Regions from separate parts of the Homo sapiens genome. Here region 2 is linked to region 1. A link is a loop called in an ENCODE intact Hi-C map of the cell type or tissue named here. Cell type or tissue: endothelial cell of umbilical vein. All regions are shown on one strand. Region 1 overlaps SPATA6L (spermatogenesis associated 6 like). Region 2 overlaps SLC1A1 (solute carrier family 1 member 1).

Evidence for each region. A loop is a pair of places that touch in the nucleus more often than their neighbours do. Peaks named below come from ENCODE experiments on the same cell type or tissue, not always from the same donor. Only the 100,000 strongest peaks of a DNase experiment are listed, where the experiment ranks them.
Region 2: it touches region 1 in a loop (11-fold over the local background); 2 of 110 quality-filtered maps call a loop at or near these places.

What each region holds. Positions count from the first base shown.
Region 1 is chr9:4,593,472-4,598,471 of GRCh38, forward strand. SPATA6L (spermatogenesis associated 6 like) reads right to left here. Exons shown (of 12, transcript NM_001353486.2): 12 at 4,845-5,000. Among named protein-coding and RNA genes, the nearest start is that of PLPP6, 66 kb to the right of the region's middle. In endothelial cell of umbilical vein, no CTCF peak of the experiment used is centred here; a DNase peak (open chromatin) is centred at 3,060; H3K27ac peaks cover 1,350 bases.
Region 2 is chr9:4,528,157-4,533,156 of GRCh38, forward strand. The region is part of intron 1 of SLC1A1 (solute carrier family 1 member 1); the gene reads left to right. Among named protein-coding and RNA genes, the nearest start is that of SLC1A1, 40 kb to the left of the region's middle. In endothelial cell of umbilical vein, no CTCF peak of the experiment used is centred here; DNase peaks (open chromatin) are centred at 2,475 and 2,825; H3K27ac peaks cover 2,105 bases.

The DNA of each region.
Region 1 (5,000 bases):
CCAGGGATGGGGAGTTGTCAGGATAAAAACTGGAACCCTATTTCTCTTTTCCTTTTCTTGCCAAATTTTGGGGGCTGCTTTTTATTCTTTATACTGTGACTCCATTTCCTCCCCACTCACAAACACCTAATCCCCTACAGTCGGGCTTCCACAACATTCCTGAAACTCCGAGGTCATCAGTGCCCTGCTCATGAAATCCAAAAGGCATTTTCTCAGTCATCAATTTTTACTCTTCTGCAACATATGTCACTGTTGATTAGCTTTATATTCCACTAAGTTATTTTTCCTTGGCTTCCAAGACATTACCAGATTCTGCCCCGCCTGACCGTTTTCCACCACTCTTCCACAACCTTTGTAACCTCCTCCTGCTGCTCCCTTACTGTGGGTCTCATCTCTCCCTGTGCCACACACACAGGGTCCCCTCAAATATTTGTGGAATAAATGAACAAGCTCACATCCTTCTGGTCTTCCTCTCTCCACCAGATACTCCTCCAATATTATGGATTCCACTACCATCTCTATGCAGATGATTAACAAAAATGTGTATCCACAAAGTCTACAGCTGCCCTTGGTTTCTCCTGCCCTGATCTCCAAGCCAAACCTCAGATCCCCACCTCCAACTTCTACTGACCACTTTCTGTTGGCTTTTCCACCATCTTTTTAAACTGAACTTATCCAAAATCAATCTCATCAATCTTTTCTGTAGTCTCTCTTTCCCAGATTGGGAATTGTGGGTTTTTGTTTTTTGTTTTTTGTTTTTCGGAGTCTCGCTCTGTCACCCAGGCTGGAGTGCAGTGGCGCGAACTCAGCTCACTGCAAGCTCTGCCTCCCGGGTTCATGCCATTCTCCTGCCTCAGCCTCCAGACTAGCTGGGACTACAGGCGCCCGCCAGCATGCCTGGCTAACTTTTTTTGTATTTTTTAGTAGAGACGGGGTTTCACCGTGTTAGCCAGGATGGTCTTGATCTCCTGAACTCATGATCTGCCTGCCTCAGCCTCCCAAAGTGCTGGGATTACAGGTGTGAGCCACCGCGCCCAGCGGGGAATTGTGTTTTTAAAAATCACCATTATTTCCCCTACAATCTAGGATCATAAACATTTCTTCTTGCTTTTGACCCCAAGAGGTTTGAGGTTGCAAGGCAGGTCTATAGAGGTTGGTGCATTTATTTGAATCCGTCTGCTCTGGGATTCAGGTGGGAGCCCCTGAGTGAACAGTGATGCCTCTTTGTGAAGCGAGTGACCCAAGACTTAGCCTCTGTCCAGACATGAATCACTGGACATGGTGTACTCCTGCATTTTCTCTTCCCACGTAATTCTTGAATAAACAACTTGTATTTTGATAATCCTCTAAATTCTATTTACAACCATAAGGCCTTCACGATAAGAACAAGATTCAGAGGGATTAAAAAAATACTAAACAAAATCCCAGACAAGGCCTCCATTCTTCTCAACACCCACCTTGACCCCTAGTAATTCTAAGTGTTCCCTATTCTATCTCCCTGGCCAAAAAGAGACCACAAAAAGAAAAGTCCCTAAAGGATTTCATTTGAGCTCCTATTTTGTTCTCTTAGTCGTTGAGTTCATCTTGCCTCACACATCATGAAGAATATGAATCCACAAAATGAAGGACACTGTGTCCTTATTTCTGCAGGGCAATTATTCTCTCCATCAATACCTCATTCTGCTGACTAAGTAGTTCACCTTCACTTTGTAACAAGCCCAGGCCACCGGACTTAACCACTTCTTCCTTAAAAGGGCCAGGTACCTCCCCCATACACCCACAGGTTTTTAAGCACCCCTAAAATAAGTTGTCTCATGATGTCTTCCCAGCCCTGATGTCTAATCAGCCCTTCTCTTTCCTGTGACTCTCCTACTCAGTTGAGGTTCTATTGCCCTAATTTTCAGACTTCTTCAAAGGCTTTGTCAGAGTCTCCCCACCGCCAGCCTCTACCTACTCCCAAACCATCCTGCACAAGATCATCAGATTAATACTTTGCTTTCTGGCTCCAAAACTCTAACGGCTTCTTATTGTCTACAGCACAAGTTGAAAATACTCGCCTGAATATTTAGGACACTTCAGAAGATACCCCAAAGGACATTTCCTCTTCTCTATATACATATGCTTCATTATACTCTCCCCAGTTGCCTCACTCTCCCAAATCTCTTCTCTACCTGGTCTGCCTATTTTTTAAATGCTGAAAATAAGTTCTGGGCCTCCAACACCAATACCCCACTGTTTCTAACCTCCTGAAACATACAGAAGCAACAGTATCTTGGTACATAATCAGATACTGCCTTATATTATTAAGTTAATCAATATGAGACGATTATAAAGTAATGAAATTGAGTTCCACAAACCTCACTGTAAATCAATACCATTATTTTATACTACTAAACAGGAGTCAAAACTGGTGGCTTTGGGCAAGACCCAGCTTCAGACCAGCTTTATGTGGGCCACAGAGCCTTTGGCTGGTTTAGATTTGAATTTGAAGATGAACACCTTGTGGGAGGATGGGGTGTTACATGCTCCACTTCACTCCAGCTCCCATCACTCACCATTATTTCAAACTCAACTGCTTCTGACAGTCACAAATCCTGCCTGGTCCTAAAGACATCCGAGTTTGCAACACCTTTTGGGAATCACACTTGAAATATCTCGTTTAAGGTCTCATTGCCCCAGTAAGTATGGAAACTTCAAGAGGGCACGGGTTGAATTTTACACCCCTTAGTGTGACCCCTCCCGACCCCACAGGGTCCTGCGCAATACTGAGCACACAGAAGGAGTTTAACAAATACAAGTTGAGTGGGTCCATGCGAGGCTGTGGGATCAATTTTGTTAACTGCAGGGCTGGGAGGAGACCCAGTGAACAAAGGACGTCATCCTATCCCTTAAGCAACAACAAATGAGCTTTCATAATGAAGAGTTCCCACCATGAATGCAACGCTTCCAGCAATAACACCTACTGCCACTGCCTACGGTCTGTTCCTGGAAGTCATCCCAATAAAACAAGTATGATGTTTATCTCAGTTCAAAATTCCAATTTCAGTGAGTGTCCGTTCCTGGAGAAAAAGGAACAGGAAAGTTTATTTGGGGGTGGTGGGGAGGAGGGGACTTCCTAAAAATGCCGTTTACAAACATAACATTTCAATGACAGGAAATACGAGCAGAAAGCCTCTCTTGTTGGCCTAAACAAGAAGTGGTTAATTGTTCCAACTTCTGTCAAGAGACCTTAGTTGCTCTGTTATTCTGAAATGTTCTGAGTTCATGTTTTTCAAACCCTTTAAGTTGAATTATCTGTGATGCCTCAGGGCCAACCAGGTGGCAGCAAAGGGGTGACAGGAAGTGGTACAGAGAACCTGAGGTTTGGAAACAAGACAGAGCAGGGTTTGCAAACTGGCTCTGACGCTTGCTTTTCTGAGCCTCAGTGTCCTTAGCAAGAAATAGGGGGAGCAATGCTTTCCTCAAAAAATTAAATGAGATGAGAATAAGAATAGCTAATGCTCACTGAGTGCTCATTTTGTGCCAGGCACTGATTTAATGTACTTTAAATGTATTATCTACCAACAATAACATTATTAGACAGATACTATTATTACCTCCATATTATACATAAGGACATTGAGACACAAAGAGGTTAAATTATCTGTCCAAGGCACTCAGCCTGTAAATGGCAGAACTAGGATTTAAATCCAGGTACTCGGAGGGGCGCAGTGGCTCATACCTGTAAGCCTAGCATTTTGGGAGGCCGAGGCGGCAGATCACTTGAGGCCAGGAGTTCAAGACCAGCCTGGTCAATATAGGGAGACTCCTTCTCTATTTTTTATATATATAAAAAAAGAAAACAAAATACACACACACACACACACACACACACACACACACACACACACACACACACGGTGGGGCGTGGGGGGTGAGGTGGGCGGAGCTAATGGATCACTCTAAAAGACGCAGAATCCCAAGGAAAAATTTTGGACTAGAAACTCCTCATTTTGTTGAAGAAGCTCCATCAACTCAGCCATCAAGAAAAGGACCCATCTGCACCATGTAAAAGCTCCTGTCCTAGACATGACCCTGTTTTGACCAAATTCCCTATGTGAAATTAAGCATAGGTTCTTTCCTTTGATAAACAAAGTAACTTCATTGCCATAATTTGGTGCCCCTAGATTCAGTGTGGAGGATGGGGCTCCCAGGCCAAAGGAGCAAAGGGTTGGGGCTCTCATCACTGTTGGCAGGGTTCCCAGCACAAGGGAAGAGAGAAGAGGTCTCCCTAAGACCTGCAGGTCCGCTAAGTAGTGCTAGGAGGGGTCCCCTAACCAGAGAAAGACAGCAGTCCCATCCGGTGGTACTAGTGGGTTCTCTGGTCACAGCATGGACTACAGAGCATATCCTGTTCCTCAGGCTGCCCTCCAGAGAGCCCAGCGGGCTCCTTTGATGGACCAACTCAGGGGAGTACTGGCTATACTGAGAGTAGCCTGGCATTTGGGTGCTAGGGCTGAACTCACACACATACCCATCAGTCTTCTCAAATTACACCTAAAACCCGCCACCTCTTTTATGTCAAACATATCATTTGCACTCTCATTTTTTAAAAATCTCTTTTATAATTCATGGCCTACAGGCTTCAGCTAACTTTGGGTCAGTCAGGTGACCACAGAGAACTGGCCTCATTGTACAGCAGCTTTTGTTTGGAGGGCCTAGGTTCCACAAAGGAGATTTTCTTAGGAGCCTCTGCAAACCAAGACCCCATGAAACATGCCCATAAAATATGCTCCAGGCTTTGACAGATCTGCAACCATAAAAATCAAGAAAGGAATTATAAACTGAAGCAAGACAGATGGGAATTCTTTTTATGATGTTTAATGACACAGATCTTCCCAAAGTAATCCAAACCCCAAAACATCACAAAATTATTCATACTATTATACACTCCAAAAGCAAAATACTTCAACTGCAATCCTTGCCCCAGCATGATTCCTCAAAATTGAGATAACTCCTTG
Region 2 (5,000 bases), 65 kb before region 1:
TCCCCAAGGGAAAGACATCTGCAGGAACAAGACACAAAACTGTACAGCCCACCTCCCCTTCTCACAAGAAGATACTTCCTGCATGGAAAATCTTGGAGGACTGGAGTTTGATTTTATTAAAAATGCAAGTTAGGAGGTGGGCACAGTGGCTCATGCCTGTAATCCCAGCACTTTGGGAGGCCGAGGCAGGCAGATCACGGGGTCAGGAGATCAGGACCATCCTGGCTAACATGGTGAAACCCCGTCTCTACTAAAAATACAAAAACAAAATTAGCTGGGCATGGTGGCCGGTGCCTGTAGTCCCAGCTACTCGGGAGACTGAGGCAGGAGAATGGCGTGAACCCGGGAGGCGGAGGTTGCAGTGAGCCAAGATCACGCCACTGCACTCCAGCCTGGGAGACAGAGCAGGACTCCGTCTCAAAAAACAAACAAACAAAAAAATGCAAGTTAGATTTTCTTATAGTTTGAGAGTATTCTGGTTTAAGAAGGTGGGAAGAAGTAAAATTGGTTGAGGATCTAAGGTATAAAGAGATGATACCAGAGGTTTGATAAATTGAGCCCTAACCTTAACAGTACATGCTTCTCAGTCTACATTCCGAGTTGGCTGTAATATATGCGGCCTCATCCACTCTTACCTTTCTTTGTGACACTGATACCCTTATCAACACACTTCATCCACGTCTCTTTCTTGTGCTCTATACACACATATCCGTGTCTTCATTAAGCATCTTCCCCTCAGTGTCCCATCCAAAACTGAACTCATCATCTTTAGAACTATCCATATTACCCACTTTGGTAGGTATCACCATCCACCCTGTTACCCAAGCTAGAAAACAAGAACCCCAGAACTTCACTTTCTTCCTCATCTCTACTGCCTTCCACCTTCAGACATATAATTTATCACCAAATACTAACTCGTCCACCTCCTAAATTTGTTCCCCTTCTCCACTCTTTAACACCGCTCACCTTGGATCACAGCAGCCACTTACAGGATTCGCACACTGCTTTCTAATGCAAAACTCCTTCCAATGAAGGAGTAAATCCTCCAGAGGCTTCCCACTGCCTTCAGGATCAGCTTCAAATCCTTAGCTTGGCGTATGGGATCCTTCACCACCTGCTTCTTCTTACTTGTGCAGTTACGTACATCTACCTAATTATGGGCCACACTGAATTGCTTGAAGCTGTTTAAATGTGCCAAGATATCCCAGATTTCTGACCTTTAAGCCTTTGCAGTAGTCTTACGAATTCATACTCGTCCTTTCCCAGACAAATGTCTCTACTCTTTTGATGAAACTGTACTGTCTTCCATCCTTAAGGGCAGGGGACATGCATCCAGCTGTCTTTGTAGTCACACAGTGTGCCATGATGCCTATTTCTGTAGGTGCTCAATAAGTGTTTGATGTGTATTTATTAGGATAATATACCTATGTATGAGTGAACAAATGAATATGCAGATGAATGAATAAGTGTAAGGAGGAATGAAGGATGAATTAGATAATTAAAAGCCTCTGCCATCAGTCAAAATGAAACTTTTTTTGTGTGTGTGTGTGTGTTGTAGAGATGGTGTCTCATTATGTTGCCCAGGCTGATCTCAAATTCCTGGGCTCCCACCTTGGCTTCACAAAGTACTGGAATTACAGGTGTGAGCCACCATACCTGGACTCATTTTTAAAATATATATATACTTGATTACTTCACCACAATAGTGTCCTTTTGCTCATGGCCCATGGGCCTAGTCCCTTTTAGAGTTCTCAGTCACCTGTAAGATACATGCCTTGAATGCTACCAGGTGATAAATTTGAGTTGGACAATGAAGAAAATATTGTACATGTATTTTCTTATTTATTTAGACCAAATAGGCTGAGAGAGTAACTTGAATATTTAAGAGCTTCCTTAAAATGCACCATAAATAATGGAAAGTGAATGACTTGATTACTTCCCTTATTTTTCTCTTATTTTTATTTGGGTTGATAGGAAGGAGGAGGTTTGTGGAGGGGGAGAAAATATAAAACAGTGGAACATGCAAAAAGAGGGCCCAATTCTTCCCTTTCTCTCAATTTCCATGATATAACTAACTCTGATCTCTCATGGTGGGCAATGGAATATTGTGGATAAAGTCTGGATAACTGAATTGTCAAAACCCTCCAATATGGACCACTAATTAAAGCACTGAAAGCACAACTAAGTGTACTCAGTATGTTAATGATGCAGAATACAATGTAACCTTTGATTCAGGAGCGGCTTCAAGATCCAAGCGTCCTGGGAGAAGCAGCAATCCCTCTTCCTGGGCGCAGAGATGCTGGTTTAACACAGTCATGTGTCAGAGAAAACTAGTTTTTCCTGCAGGCCCAAATCCTACCCTAGAGAAACCCATTAGACCTTTACCAAAATCAACTTTTCTTCTGAGTCAGACCGAATTCTTAATTGTAGGTGATAGACCAAAAGGGAAAGATGACTCAATGTAAATAATCGTTGCTATTGACAAAACAGTGCAAACCACATTTCCTGTTGATGGTGGAGTCACCCATGACGGAAAACATTTTTATTGCTTTAATAACACAATTATATTATTTTTTAACTCTTCCCCTTCAAATCCTCTAGCACTTAATATAGTGCTTGGGATATATTTGGATATTAATAAATGCAAAAGTGTTATTGCCTCTTTTTGAATTAACATACTACAAAGAATGTGTTTACTGTACTTTCTTACCTTAAAACTTAAACCTAAAAATGTATGCTAATATGAACCTTTGCTTGACATTTCATGCTTGCCTCTTTGGTCGCTAGGAAAAGTCAGCAACATTCAGCAAAACTGTCAAGGATTGGAGCATTTAATAGTTGGCTGATGGTCCACAGGCAAGTCCATCCAAACAGCCAAAGTTGTATTACTCAGTGTTTTTAAAAGATGAAGATTTGGGGTGGAGCCAAGATGGCCAAATAGGAAGAGCTCCAGTCTACAGCTCCCAGCGTGAGTGACTCAGAAGATGGGTGATTTCTGCATTTCCAACTGAGATACCAGGTTCATCTCACTGGGGAGTGTCGGAAAGTGGGTGCAGGACAGTGGGTGCAGTGCACCGTGCGTGAGCCGAAGCAGGGCGAGGCATCGCCTCACCCGGGAAGCACAAGGGGTCAGGGAATTCCCTTTCCTAGTCAAAGAAAGGGGTGACAGATGGCACCTGGAAAATCGGGTCACTCCCACCCTAATATTGCACTTTTCCAACGGTCTTAGCAAATGGTACACTGGGAGATTATATCCTGCGCCTGGCTCAGAGGGTCCTACGCCCGCAGAGACTCACTCATTGCTAGCACAGCAGTCTGAGATCAAACTGCAAGGCAGCAGCGAGACTGGGGGAGGGGCGCCCATCACTGTCCAGGCTTGAGTAGGTAAACAAAGCAGCCGGGAAGCTCGAACTGGGTGGAGCCCACTGCCCCTCAAGGAGGCCTGCCTGCCTCTGTACACTCCACCTCTAGGGGCAGGGCAGTGCCAAACAAAAGGCAGCAGAATCCTCTGCAGACTTAAATGTCTCTGTCTGACAGCCTTGGAGAGAATAGTGGTTCTCCCAGCACACAGCTGGACATCTGAGAACAGGCAGACAGCCTCCTCAAGTGGGTCCCTGACCCCCGAGTAGCCTAACTGGGAGGCACCCCCCAGTAGGGGCAGACTGACACCTCACATGGCAGGGTAACCCTCTGAGACAAAATTTCCAGAGAAATGATCAGGAAGCAACATCTGCTGTTCACCAATATCCACTGTTCTGCAGTCTCCGCTGCTGATACACAGGCAAAGAGGGTCTGGAGTGGACCTCAAGCAAACTCCAACAGACCTGCAGCTGAGGGTCCTGACCGTTAGAAGGAAAACTAACAAACAGAAAGGACATCCACACCAAAACCCCATCTGTACATCACCATCATCAAAGACCAAAGGTAGATAAAACCACAAAGATGGGGAAAAAACAGAGCAGAAAAACTGGAAACTCTAAAAATCAGAGCGCCTCTCCTCCTCCAAAGGAACGCAGCTCCTTACCAGCAATGGAACAAAGCTGGAGGGAGAATGAGAATGACGTTGACGAGTTGAGAGAAGAAGGCTTCAGATGATCAAACTACTCTGAGCTAAAGGAGGAAGTTCGAACCCAAGGCTAAGAAGTTAAAAACCTTGAAAAAAAAATTAGACGAATGGCTAACTAGAATAACCAATGCAGAGAAGTCCTTAAAGGACCTGATGAAGCTGAAAACCAAGGCACGAGAACTACGTGACAAATGCACAAGCCTCAGTAGCCGATTCAATCAACTGGAATAAAGGGTATCAGTGATGGAAGATGAAATGAATGAAATGAAGTGAGAAGAGAAGTTTAGAGAAAAAAGAATAAAAAGAAATGAACAAAGCCTCCAAGAAATATGGGACTATGTGAAAAGACCAAATCTACATCTGATTGTTGTACCTGAAAGTGATGGGGAGAAAGGAACCAAGTTGGAAAACACTCTGCAGAATATTATCCAGGAGAACTTCCCCAACCCAGCAAGTCAGGCCAACATTCAAATTCAGGAAATACAGAGAACGCCACAAAGATACTCCTCGAGAAGAGCAACTCCAACACACATAATTGTCAGATTCACCAAAGTTGCAATGAAGGAAAAAATGTTAAGGGCAGCCAGAGAGAAAGGTCGGGTTACCCACAAAGGGAAGCCCATCAGACTAACAGCTGATCTCTCGGCAGAAACTCTACAAGCCAGAAGAGAGTGGGGGCCAATATGCAACATTCTTATAGAAAAGAATTTTCAACCCAGAATTTCATATCCAGCCAAACTAAGCTTCATAAGTGAAGGAGAAATAAAATACTTTACAGACAAGCAAATGCTGAGAGATTTTGTCACCACTAGGCCTGCCTTACAAGAGCTCCTGAAAGAAGCACTAAACATGGAAAGGAAAAACCGGTGCCAGCCACTGCAAAAACACACCAAATTGTAAAGACCAGAGAGGCTAGGAAGAAACTGCATCAACT